3 separate regions of the Homo sapiens genome follow, and regions 2 and 3 are each linked to region 1. The links are chromatin loops, found by intact Hi-C in ENCODE. Cell type or tissue: chondrocyte. All regions are shown on one strand. Region 1 overlaps REC114 (REC114 meiotic recombination protein). Region 2 overlaps NEO1 (neogenin 1). Region 3 has its middle 18 kb from the start of LOXL1.

Region 1 (4,000 bases):
TTCAGTGGAGAAAAGTTTTACATATTCTCACCTGTATCGTAATTATAGTTCCGGATTCGAAGGGAAAGTACTCGTCTGCCTTGGGGGTCAAAAGGAGGATAAAATGAGGTATATACAGGTTGAGTCTACCTACTACCAAAATCCATAATCTGAAATGCTCCAAAATCTGAAGTTTTTTTTGTGTGCTCACATGAGGCTCAAAGGAAATGCTCATTGGAGCATTTTGAATTTTGGATTTTCAGATTAGGGATGCTGAACTGGTAAGTATAATGCAGATATTCCAAAATCTAAAAAAATTCAAAATCTGAAACATTTCTGATCCCAAGCATTTCAGATGAGGGATACTTAACCTGTAGCTACTTAAGGAATGTTTTTTTATGCACTCATATTGTGCCACAAAATTTCTCACTACACCAGGGATGGCAGTAAGTGAAAGAGTCCCTGTATTTCCATGTGTTATACTTTGAAAAGTTATTGACTGAGTTTAACTCATGTAATGCAATTTTTCCTCCAAAGGAAAACCAACTCTACCAACAATCACAAAGATAAAAACTTGCGCCAGAGAAACACAAATTAAGTACTGCTTACAATGTAAGTATGGCCTTCTGTAGCAGTCTTAAAAATTATATTCAAATGAATGTGCCTCTATTGACCTTGTTACAAATTCTTCAGTAATTGGTGTTATAAGATATTTTAGTTCATTTCAGAGCAGCTGATACTGATGAAGCCAGTTCTGTCTGCCCAGTTTAGGGACTGGAAAGGAACATTTTTCAGCTGCGTTGTTTTTTGTTGTTGTTTGGATTTTTTAAGATGGAGTCTCACTCTATTGCCCAAGCTGGAGTGCAGTGGTGTGATCTCGGCTCACTGCAACCTCCGCCTCCCGGGTTCAAGCAATTCTCCTGCCCCAGCCTCCTAAGTAGCTGGGATTACAGCTGCCCACCACCATGCCCAGCTAAATTTTGTATTTTTAGTAGAGACGGGGTTTCATCATGTTGGCCAGGGTGGTCTTGAACTCCTGACCTCAAGTGATCCGCCTGCCTCAGCCTCCCAGAAGTGCTGGGATTACAGGCATGAGCCAGTGTGCCCCGCCATCAGGTGCATTGTGTCACATGTTTATATAAATGCCATTTCAGAAGACATATTTTAAAATCAACACTTTTCACTACTATTATATCTTTACAAAGAGGTGAAAATTGTCACCTTCTTAGGTGGCTTATTCCCAGAGGCCTACTAGTCTTACCTCACGTCTGGGGGCAAGACAAGAATGGCCAGGTAGCAGCAGGGCCAGAATGTCATCTTGTTAGGCATATGGAGATCAGAATTTCACACCACATCCCTGAGCGTGCTGTTTGAACCAAAGTTTTGTGTGGCACACGGTGTAGTTGTGAGTGACAGTGCATAATCCCTTTATAATTTCCAAATACATATTTCTTTACAGATCTTTAGGTTCCTGAAACTGGTGGCAACATGACCTGCTAAAATTTTCTGCTTGGACCTCTTTGGTTCTCTCCCCTTTCAAGTGAGCAACACCACAATGACTGTCTAAAGCATGCCTTATTTAGCCTCTCCTGTAAGGGTGATCTAGCCAGGTACATTTTAAACAATGCTTCAGTGTAGAAGGTGTAAACTATTTTGGGCTTGATGTGCTGTGAATGTTGCTTTTTTTTTTCCTTTGTTAAAATATTTAAATAGAAGTGAAAAGGTCCTCTGAGGATCAGATCATGCATGCGCCATTTTTTACTTAATGCAGCTGTTAAATTGGCAAAGCTCTAAAATGCACTGCTGCCATCTAGTGATACACTTTTGTAAAGTACAGCAAAACCTACAGATATATACAGTATATAAATATATATATATATATATTTATATTTTTGGGGGTGGGAGAAATCCAAAATAAAGTAAATGCTTGTTTCATTTTTAAGCTGCTGATATTCATTCCTTATTGTATGTTGTCAGATGAGGAAATTGTGCAGTTCTGGTACATAAAGATGAGTAATATAAACTGAAATCTATAATTTTAAGGGCTTAACCTGTGACTTTAATAAGCTGGAACAGTCCACTGAATGGGTATAATGAATTGCAGTATATACGTATGATTGCTTTTTAAGTGATTATCTTTTCTTCTGTTAAGTCATGTAAATTCATAAATCCTTTTGCACTGATGTGTTGAACCTTATTCTTGTACATTCATTCAATCAAGGCAAACTTTTATAATTTTTCTTTTGTTTCCAATGACCTTGAAATGTTATAGCATGGTAATATTCTATGCAACTATAGTTATACTTTTTGGTTTGACACTGTATTTTTTCACATTGATTTACTGGTTGATGATAGATTTTATAACCTAACGGTTCTCATGCGGTGCGTAATTGTAGATGCATGTACTTGTGTGTTTTGTGTAATTATTGAAGTGCAATGATGTATAAAAAAGTGGATTCACCTGTTTTTAAAAATAAAACATTGATAAAAGGTGTTTGGATAATACTCTTTATTCTAATATCTTCTTTAATTTTAGGAGGAAGCATTTTTCAATACTTTGAAGTTCCTTAGTTATATATGTATATAGAGCATTAATTTCTCAAACCCGCCAGCTTTTTCAGTTCCTTTTCTACCTCTTCCACAAATGCTGGGAAATTCTGATCCATAAGGCACAAACGTAGGAAGGGGCCTAACTCTTCTGCACCCCATGCAGATTGTTCATAGACATGGGGCAGCTCCTCCGATGCCAGAAGAGTCTGCAGGGATACCAGAAAAGTCGTTACAGATTACAGGTAAAAGCAATACCTGGCTAATAGAACACAGGCAAATAGTGCTTTAAGGAAAGATTAGCGAAATACACACCAAAAAAATTAGTGTTAATTAGCTTTACAGGCTTCCTTTACATAGTTTTACTGTTACATTTACAATTTTGTATATTAATATGTATTCTGAATACACATAGCATGTGAGATAATCTTGTTGCCCTAAGGAAAGAATTTCAAATGTACTGATGAAATGTTTGCAAAGTTGAGATTCTACTTTAATGAAGAATACTGTGCTGATAACCTGTGGATTGAAAACAAACCTATCAATGCTATCAATGAATGAGCTCCACTAGCTCAGTTCATCTTCGCCACAGCATAGGTGGCAGAGTGGATGTGAGCAGCCTACTATGTGCTAGCTGCATTCTGAATGTAAGAAAGAGGCCACAGACTCCCAAAGGACATTAGTTCACACGCATCTTTTTCTGGCCATCTGTGAGTTTTGACAAATAGTCGTGTAACTGTCACCACAATCAAAATACAGAACATTTCTTTCACTTCCCAAAAAAATTCCTTTATGTGACCCTTGTGCTAACCATTACCGTCAAACCCTTAACCCTTAATAACTACTGATCTCTTCTCCATATAGTTTTGCCTTTTCCAGAATGTCATATAAATGAAATCATAATACGTTGTTGAATCTGGCTTCTTACACTTAGCATAATGAATACATTTGGGATTAATCCATGATGTTGAGTATAGCAGTAATTCATTTTTATTGCTGAATAAGTATTACATTGCATGGATGTGCCACAGTTTGGTTATCTGTGCTCCAGTTGAAGGACATTTGGGTTTTATTTTTTTGCAATTATGAATAAAGATGCTATAAACATTCCCTTACAGGTTTTTGTGTGAACACAGGTTTTCATTTCACTTCAGTAAATACCTAGGATTGAGTCATGTGGTGAGTGTATATTTAACTTTGTAAGAAACTGCCAAACTGTCATCTATAGTGGCTGTCCCATTTACATTCCACTAGCAGTGTAGATGAGAGTTGTAGTTGCTCACCCATCCAGGGTTTGGTATTGTCAGTTTTTCTTTTTGTTTTTAATTTAGGCATTCTAATAAGTTTGCAGGATGTCTCATCGTGGTCTTAATTTGCATTTGCCTAATGACTAATAATGTTGAGCATCTTTTCACATGCTTATTTGTCATCTGTATGTTTTCTTTGGTAACCTGCAGTGTTTTAAAACCAGTTG
Region 2 (4,000 bases), 280 kb after region 1:
GTAGAAGAGGCAACTGTGTGTGCAAGTCTGATACTCAGAGGAGGGAGGCCTTGGCTGGAGACAGAAATACAAAAGTAGCTGGAATGCTGAAGCCACGGGAGCAGATGAGATCACTTGGGGAGAACACAGAAGGAGAAGAGAGTAAGTCCAGGCCCAGGCCCTGAGGAATGTCTGTATTTGATGGCTAGGTAGACAGGAGGACCTATGAAAAAAAACAAAAAACAAAACAAAACATGCTGTCATGGATACAAAAGAAGAAAATGTTTCCAGAAGGAAGGAATGGTTGACTGTGTGAAATGTTGCTGAGAGACTAAGATGAGAACTGAAAAATGTTCTTTGGCTTTAGCAATACACAGGTCGCTGGTGACCTCCACAAAAGCAATTCTGGTGAAGTGGTAGGGGCAGAATAAAGATTAGAAAGGGCTGATGCATGGGTAGGCAGTGAACAGACATAAGAGTATAAGCAAGTTATCAAGGAATTCTGTGGTGGAGAAGAAAGGTTAGTAAGCAGCCGGTGAAAAGGACCATACAGGGGGTGGGGGTGGGGGTGAGGTTATAATTATAATTATTCCTTAAGCTGGAAGAAGTTAGAGCACACTTAAATACTGAAGAGGCGGCCAATAACGAGTAAGAGGTCAGCTATGCTGGAGAGAGGAATAACAGCAGGTAAAAGGTCTTAGAAAAATGGAAGACAATGAGATTCAGGGGGTAAAGGGTAGAACGGGCTTCAAACAGGGGAAGTACACTTAGGAGGGAGGAGGAAACGATGATTACCAGTGTAGAAAGGTGTCAGATTTGATGGTGGTGTGCTGAGGTTGTTCTTATCTGACAGCTTCTGCCTTCTTCATGAAGGAGAAGCCCAGCTTACCTGTTGCCAGTCAGGGGCTAAGGGGGAATGTGCTGAGAACCAACGAGGGTTTAGATTCTCTAAATGCTCTATCAACTTTGAGGTTGTAAGACTCTGTAAACAGCTACCATCTAAATGAACCTCAGGTATTACAGAGGAAGAAAAGTAGGAAGAAAAGTAGTAAGAAAAGCTCGCTTATATTTTTCAACAGTCAATGGAATACTTGCAAAGCAGATAACTGGGGAAGTGGGGGAGGGGAAAACCCCATGAAGATCTGATATGATGATTTTCAACAAAGGGACCCAAATCTGTAGGACGTGCCAATACAGAGAATAGAGCCTATTATCAACTCATCTTCTTACTTTCAATCTGAAGACTGAGTACCTTATTTGGCAGGCTGAGGTGGGCAGATCACTTGAGGTCAGGAGTTTGACACCAGCCTGGCCAACATGGTGAAACCCTGTCTCTACTAAAAATACAAAAATTAGCCGGGCATGGTGGCACATGCCTGTAATCCCAGCTACTTGGGAGGCTGAGGCAGGAGAATCACTTGAACCCGGGAGGTGGAGGTTGCAGTGAGATGAGATTGTTCCACTGCACTTCAGCCTGGGTGACAGACCAAAATCCTGTCTAAAAAAAAATTTACTTTGAATTTGAAGTCTTCCAAAGCACTAAGGAATTCTGTCATTTTGGTTTTCAAATTATTTCAATAACAGAAAAATAAAGATCCCAATATTTCTAAAACTGATATAAAATCAAGTTCATAGATAGATAAATATTAAATGCCAAATAAAGAGGCTTGAAGAAAAGTTCTAGAGTAGAAAAAAAAATGTAGTCTTTGAGGCTTTAAAAATAATAGTTTTCCACTATTAAAAGTAGACAGGGCCGGGCGCAGTGGCTCATGCCTCTAATCCCAGCACTTTGGGAAGCCGAGGCGGGCGGATCATTTGAGGTCGGGAATTCGAGACCAGCCTGGCCAACATGGTGAAACCCCATCTCTACTTAAAAAATACAAAAATTAGCCAGGCATGGTGGTGGGTGCCTGTAATCCCAGCTACTTGGGAGCCTGAGGCAGGAGAATCGCTTGAATCCAGGAGGCAGAGGTTGCAGTGAGCCAAGAATGTGCCACTGCATTCCAGCCTGGGCAACAGAGAGAGACACCGTCTCAAAAGAAAAAAAAAAAAAAAAAAAGGAAGAGCTATAAGAGGCAGTGGTCAGAAGGATTATAAAAGAAGCCTCCATTTTTCTTGGAAAAGTGATACAGTACAAGCTATGGAAAGCTATTTCATTTGGGCAAAAGAAAGAGAGATTTAAAATATCACATAACTTACAAAAAATGACATAAAGTCATTACCAGTAGCAGTTACAGGGTGGCCTGTACTTACCCTGTACAGTGAAAATGAACAAATTTATGATTATTAAATACATGCATTCTTGCCTTGGGCAGATCAAGTCTGCATGGATAATCACATAAACATGAATTTCTCTTTCTCTAGCGGAGCAACACCCCCATCTTATGATCTTTCAAGATATTGCAACTAAAGTCATTTTATTATGCACATTATGGTACTGCTATTAGGAATAACTCAGGAATCTCCTTTTTTTTTTCTATCTATTTTGCTAACCAGATATCTGAGTTGAATGTAATTTAGGATCAAGGATTCTTTCAAGTGTAGGACTGTATGGTATTAGCAAGCACTACATAACTGAGCCCCCTTGCTATCTGCACTTAGACCATTAGCCACAACCCTCAAAATCCCAGAGGAGTTCAAGGCTAGCAGCCATTCAGCCGCTCTGAGAAACTGATAAATTGATTATCAATGATCCTTTCCTGTTCATTAAAGCAATCCTACCCCCACCCCCAACTCTACACTTGGTAGCAATTCTTTAAAAATATTCTTAAACTTAGATTTAGAATGACAGGCCTATGGTCTTCTTCCAACTGGGCTGGCATTTGTGCTGTGACACAGCCTGTAAGAATGTCCACAGACTCCTGGGCATCGGGTTCACTGTGGGCATGTACAGATGGTGCTCCAAAGGGGGTGACCAGCAATGCCAGACACTTTCTACTTTTCTCACCACATCTATTCTCTAGTTGGCCCTCTGACCCCAGAGGTTGAGCTAAATTAACTATTACTTGGCAATCCTGCTGGGTTTCCTGGCTTCCAGCTGGGTATAGCTAATACTAGACACTGGCAAGAGGCTGGAGGGTAGGAGGTGTTTCTTTTCCTGCCACTGCCCGCTGGGAGGAGGCTGGCAATGGCTGCATGCCTCTAGCACCCACTTTGCTTTTGTCAGGAAGCCCTCTCCTACTGCTTCAGATTTCTGAAAACAGCTCTCTCCTCTTGCCCTTTCAGGCCCAAGGATGATGGTGTCTTATCATAGCTGCTAGCCTCTGAATATCCCTGCCTAGTTTGCCCTAACCCCACCTATGACTTTGTAAATTACCTCTTTTGAAATCCTTTTAAATGTGCCAGCTCTTTTCTGCCAGGACACTGACTGATAAGAGGAACCACTTCCCATTTTCTTTTAAAATATCTTAAATTCCTTTTCATGTATTTTTATGTCTTAACTTTGTGTACCACTCCATATACAGAAGTCACATGGAAGCAAAAGATAAGATGCCAAAAATCTAAGGGGTGCATCTGGGGCTTCTTACTTTTTCTGGTGAGAGGTGGTACGACGGGTACAAAAGACAGCGATAATCACAACCACCACGATGGTGATGACGCCAACAGAAACAATTATGACCAGCAGCATATTACTGTCCAGAGGAGAGGTGGGGCTCCCATGAGGGCTGTTACTGCCTGCAGAGAGAGAAATGGTACATGTGTTAGGGTTAGAGAATTTAAAACATGCATACTATCAAGCTACAGAACCATTAATATCTCACGTGAACTTCTTGATAACACTCATTGCTCTGACTTATATAAAAGTGCCGCGTGAACATGGCTCTCTTCTCTAGATGATGAGCTCCTAGACAGCTAAGAGTCTGTCCTATGAACAGTGCTCAGGACAGAGCCTGCTCAAAGATAGTACTTAATTAAAGCTTCTCAAATTGTACTGAACATTCAAGAGCTTTCAAAGGTTGAGATATACTTAGACAGATAAAGAGTCTTGGCTCTCTGGTGTCTCATGTGATATATAAACTCA
Region 3 (4,000 bases), 350 kb before region 1:
CAGGGGGTCGAGAAGCTAGTCCTTGTTCTCTGGCTTGCAAGTGACAGAAGCCCAACTCACACTAGCCTGAGCAAAAATGAGGATTTATTGGAGGATCTTGGAGCATCTCACAGAATCTAAGAAACAGCCCAATAATTGAGCCAGCAGAGGGGCGGGGATGTGGGTGGGCCTTAGAGACATCTGGAACCAGGGATTTGCAAGCCACAGCAGCCCCACCAGGTTCTTGTTTTTGCTTCTTGCTGCAGATCAGCCTCATTTGTTCTTTTCCCAGAAGACTGGTTTTGTCTAAGACAGAAAATATGACCACTGACAGCTTCTGAGTGTTGTAACTTGGAGGTTATGTCATGAGAAAGAAGTGAGTCTCGGTGTCCTTGAGTCTGAAAACACCAGAAGAGGGGCCTCCCTGGCTGTGATGAGTCCTGCAGAGGAACAGGGCTATGCCACCCTAGAAGAAAGAAGGTCAGACAATTGGGACAGGTGTTCCTAACAGGAATCTAACAGCCTGACATCATGGCCTTACGCAAACATGAGATTCTGATGATCCCACCTTCCCTCCACTTCCCAGGAGTCATGCCAGCTGCAGAGGCCCTGATGAAACTCTGTCCTTCATCTCTCGTGAAGCCCGTGGCAAGGGCAACAACCACCACAACAGTAATGCTAGTAGCTAGCATTTATTATGCACTTTGCCTCAGGCCCTGGGCTGCACTCTATGTGGATTTTTTTTTGAGATGGAGTCTCGCTGTGTCGCCCAGGCTGGAGTGCAGTGGTATGATCTTGGCTCACTGCAACCTCACCTCCCAGGTTCAAGCAATTCTCCTGCCTCAGCCTCTGGAGTAGCTGGGACTACAGGTGCGTGCCACCACACCCAGCTAAGTTTTGTATTTTTAGTAGAGACAGGGTTTCACCATGTTGTCCACGCTGGTCTCGAACTGCTGACCTCAAGTGATCTGCCTGCCTTGGCCTCCCAAAGTGCTGGGATTACAGGTGTGAGCCACTGCGCCTGGCCTTTACATGGATTTTTATTTCATCCTGACTGCAGCTGTCTTACTCCCCTCACTTTGCAGACGAGGATGCAGAGACAGGGAGAGGTTAGGAGCCCAAGGTCACACAGCTAGTGAGAGGCAGTGCAGGCACTCTGCCTAGGTCAGTCTGGTTCCCAAGTCCATGTTTGCCATCATCAAGCTCCCTAGCCTGCAGGATTGAAGGTCTGGCCCTGGGCATTCCCAGAGGAGGTGGAAAAGTTCACTGGTCTGGTTGATGGTTCTGCCACATGGACTTACAAGGCATCACAGCCAGAGCCTGAGGAACTTTCTGGGGCCTGTGCCCTTCACACCACCAGCTGTGCCACCACAGGGTCTCTAGACAGTCATCATGAGCACCTGGGAGGTGATGCTCCTGTCTGTAAGCAGCTGCTGTGGTCAGTGAGTGGCTGCATAGCTGGGTCCTCCATCCTGGTGGCTTTGGGGACAGTATAGGCTCTGGTTCTCTTCTCCCTCCATTCTTTACCTCCTTTCAGTCTCTTCCCTTCTGGTTTTCCCCCTTCCTAGACGCCTGGCTTCCCTGGGCCTGCTGCACCTGCTCTGGCTAGGTTGGAGAGGGCTGCAGGGAGGACCGCAGTCAGCAGAGGGCGCCAAAGCCTCTCAACACAAGCATGGCCCAGGCCTGGCCCAGAAGGAGAGCGCTGAGAGCCAGGACTGGCGGGCTACGTGCGCCCTGTGGATTCCCCCATTTCCCATGCTTCATCCAGCCATGGGCCTGCAGTGCACTCACAAATGTGCATATACCCTCCTGTGTGTGTGTTACACTCATCAAATTGTCTCTGAATTTGCTTGGCTTCATGTGTTCCTGTGTGTGTTTATGTGTGTGTGTGGTGTGTCTGGTGTATCTGGTTCCCCAGGAAGCACATTTGACAGCCCCACAGTCAGGGTCAGGGCACAGGGACAGATACTGTGTCTATAACAATCCATAACACTGATTTTGTTCATCTCAATAAATGTGAGAATGAAATAAAAATTAATGTAGAATATTTTGTACATCTCAATAAAGCCACTTTCTGGGGGCAGGCATTATAATTCTAGCCTCTGTTCTACTGTTTGATAGGTAAAGAATAACTTTCCACATAGGGAGAGGAATGGACAGCTACCCAGCCCTCCCACTGTTACAGGCCTGGGCTAGAAGCTTTCCATCTAGGCTCCTGGTTGACCGTACTAGCAGTCCTGTGAGCCAGGCAATAGTAGTCCCATTGTACAGATGAAGACAGTGAGGCTCAGGGAAGTTAGAAAACAATTTCACGTCTATACCCCAACAAATTGAGACTATACAGTAAGTGTGTTACACTTGAAAAAAATCTTTCTTAAAAGTAAAAGAGAAAGAAAACAGCTTTGGAACTTTTTAGGGGTAAGAGATTACAAAATGTGGGAATGGAACATGTGAGTGAGGATGGATGGAAGAGGCCATCAGCAGAGGACCCAAGGGGTTGAGAAGCAAGTTCTTATTCAGCTTGCAAGTGACAGAAGCCCAACTCACATTAGCCTGAGCAAAAATGAGAATTTATTGGAAAGATCTTAGAGCATCTCCCAGAATCTAAGTAAGAGCTCAATAATTGAGCCAGCAGAGGATCACACAGCTAGGAAGTGGTCAAGCTAAGATTTGGTTCCTGTCTCTCCAATTTCAAAGTCTATGCCCGTTTCACACTTTCTAAAGCTGCCCTCTCAAATTTGTGTTTTCCTTCCATGCAGACCCCACCAAAGATGAACTTGAGAGCAGCCCGGTGAAGTATCAGGAGCAGCAGCTGCTCATGGCTAGAACAACTGAGCTGAGAAATTCATGTTGACAGACAGTTTGTGGCTGATTTCTACGAGTCAAAGAATAAGGAACTATATTTAGCTGCTTGCTCTGGGCTAGTTAGCTGGTGGGGAGTGAGGGCTCAGACTGGGGGAAAAAAAGAGGAGGAGGAGCAGGAGGAGGAAGAGGAAGAAGAGGAAGAGGAGGAGAAGGAGGAGGAGGAAATGAGAGAGAAAGAGAGATGCCCAGTTGTCTGCTGTCTGGCCTGGGGTCCTTACCCTCAGAGTTGGGTCTCTGCAGCAAGCTTTGCATGGAATTGTGGTTGGTGGGGCCTCTTTATAAAGTTAAGACCTGCCCATATTACTAGGCTGGTGGGACAGAGAACAAGAGCCTGAAGAGGTGAATCTTCCAGGCTTGCAGATCTCTTCTCTACACACATGACATCGGTGAATGAGTCATTCTACACTTGGGGGTTCTGGAGCTCTGTAAACCAACACTCAGCACAACTCAGATCCAAAAAATAGTACTCAGCACTGCACATACATTCTTGATGGCATAGGGGTTAGCTTTGTCCCTTTGATTGACTTGACCTCAGTCTTCTCCTCCTCCTGGGTCAGGAAAGCCCTTTTCTTCCTCTCAAGGGAAAATCGAGGCACTTGCCCTGGATGGACTTGGGCTTGGATTTCCCAAACAAGCTGCTTCCCAGAGGAAGAGAGAGGCAAGAACCTGCCTCCTCCTCCCACAGATATCTGAGCTCTGCCAGGCCTGCCTTCCTCCTCCGTGTACCTTGTCCTCTCCACATGTAACCAGTGGGGCTGGTCCCTCATCCTTCTTTCCAAACTGCCACCACCCTCTCCACTCCAGATTCCATTCACTCAAAGACATCAGGGAGCAAGGTTGAGTATACTGACAATTTGGGTGGGAAGATTCAGAAGATGGTCTCATACCCCACGGAGACACATGAAATCCTTCTTCCATAGTTCTCTCCAGCCTCTCCCCGACCTCCTCCCACATACGTCTCCCACTTCCCTAGCCCCTCCTGTCCCTAATTTGCCTACCCAGCTCCTTCAAGATGGCAGCACAAAGGGTCACCTGTGACCAGAACTCAGCTTCCTGGGAAGGCAGTGGAGAGTATAAATTTATGGAGACAAAACTTTTCTCTATTTAGAAGTAGCACAACAAACTTTCTGGGACTCTTGAGTGTGAGCAGCTTAGA

The links. Hi-C counts contacts between places; a loop is a spot of excess contacts. Peaks named below come from ENCODE experiments on the same cell type or tissue, not always from the same donor. Only the 100,000 strongest peaks of a DNase experiment are listed, where the experiment ranks them.
Region 2: a loop joins it to region 1, with 2.5 times the contacts of the local background. A loop is called at or near these places in 3 of 110 quality-filtered maps.
Region 3: a loop joins it to region 1, with 4 times the contacts of the local background. A loop is called at or near these places in 7 of 110 quality-filtered maps.

What each region holds. Positions count from the first base shown.
Region 1 is chr15:73,558,487-73,562,486 of GRCh38, reverse strand. REC114 (REC114 meiotic recombination protein) reads right to left here. Exons shown (of 6, transcript NM_001042367.2): 6 at 2,474-2,735. The coding sequence ends at 2,571. NPTN (neuroplastin) reads left to right here. Exons shown (of 9, transcript NM_012428.4): 8 at 517-591; 9 at 1,439-2,473. The coding sequence ends at 577. Among named protein-coding and RNA genes, the nearest start is that of NPTN-IT1, 9.1 kb to the left of the region's middle. In chondrocyte, CTCF peaks have their summits at 1,570 and 1,790 (motif pointing left); no DNase peak of the experiment used is centred here.
Region 2 is chr15:73,282,618-73,286,617 of GRCh38, reverse strand. NEO1 (neogenin 1) reads right to left here. Exons shown (of 29, transcript NM_002499.4): 23 at 3,507-3,654. Among named protein-coding and RNA genes, the nearest start is that of MIR12135, 15 kb to the left of the region's middle. In chondrocyte, CTCF peaks have their summits at 2,156 and 2,365; no DNase peak of the experiment used is centred here.
Region 3 is chr15:73,906,096-73,910,095 of GRCh38, reverse strand. It overlaps a transcript of TBC1D21 not described here. Among named protein-coding and RNA genes, the nearest start is that of LOXL1, 18 kb to the left of the region's middle. RefSeq lists a silencer at 1,593-1,712. In chondrocyte, CTCF peaks have their summits at 1,419 and 1,618 (motif pointing right); a DNase peak (open chromatin) is centred at 1,635.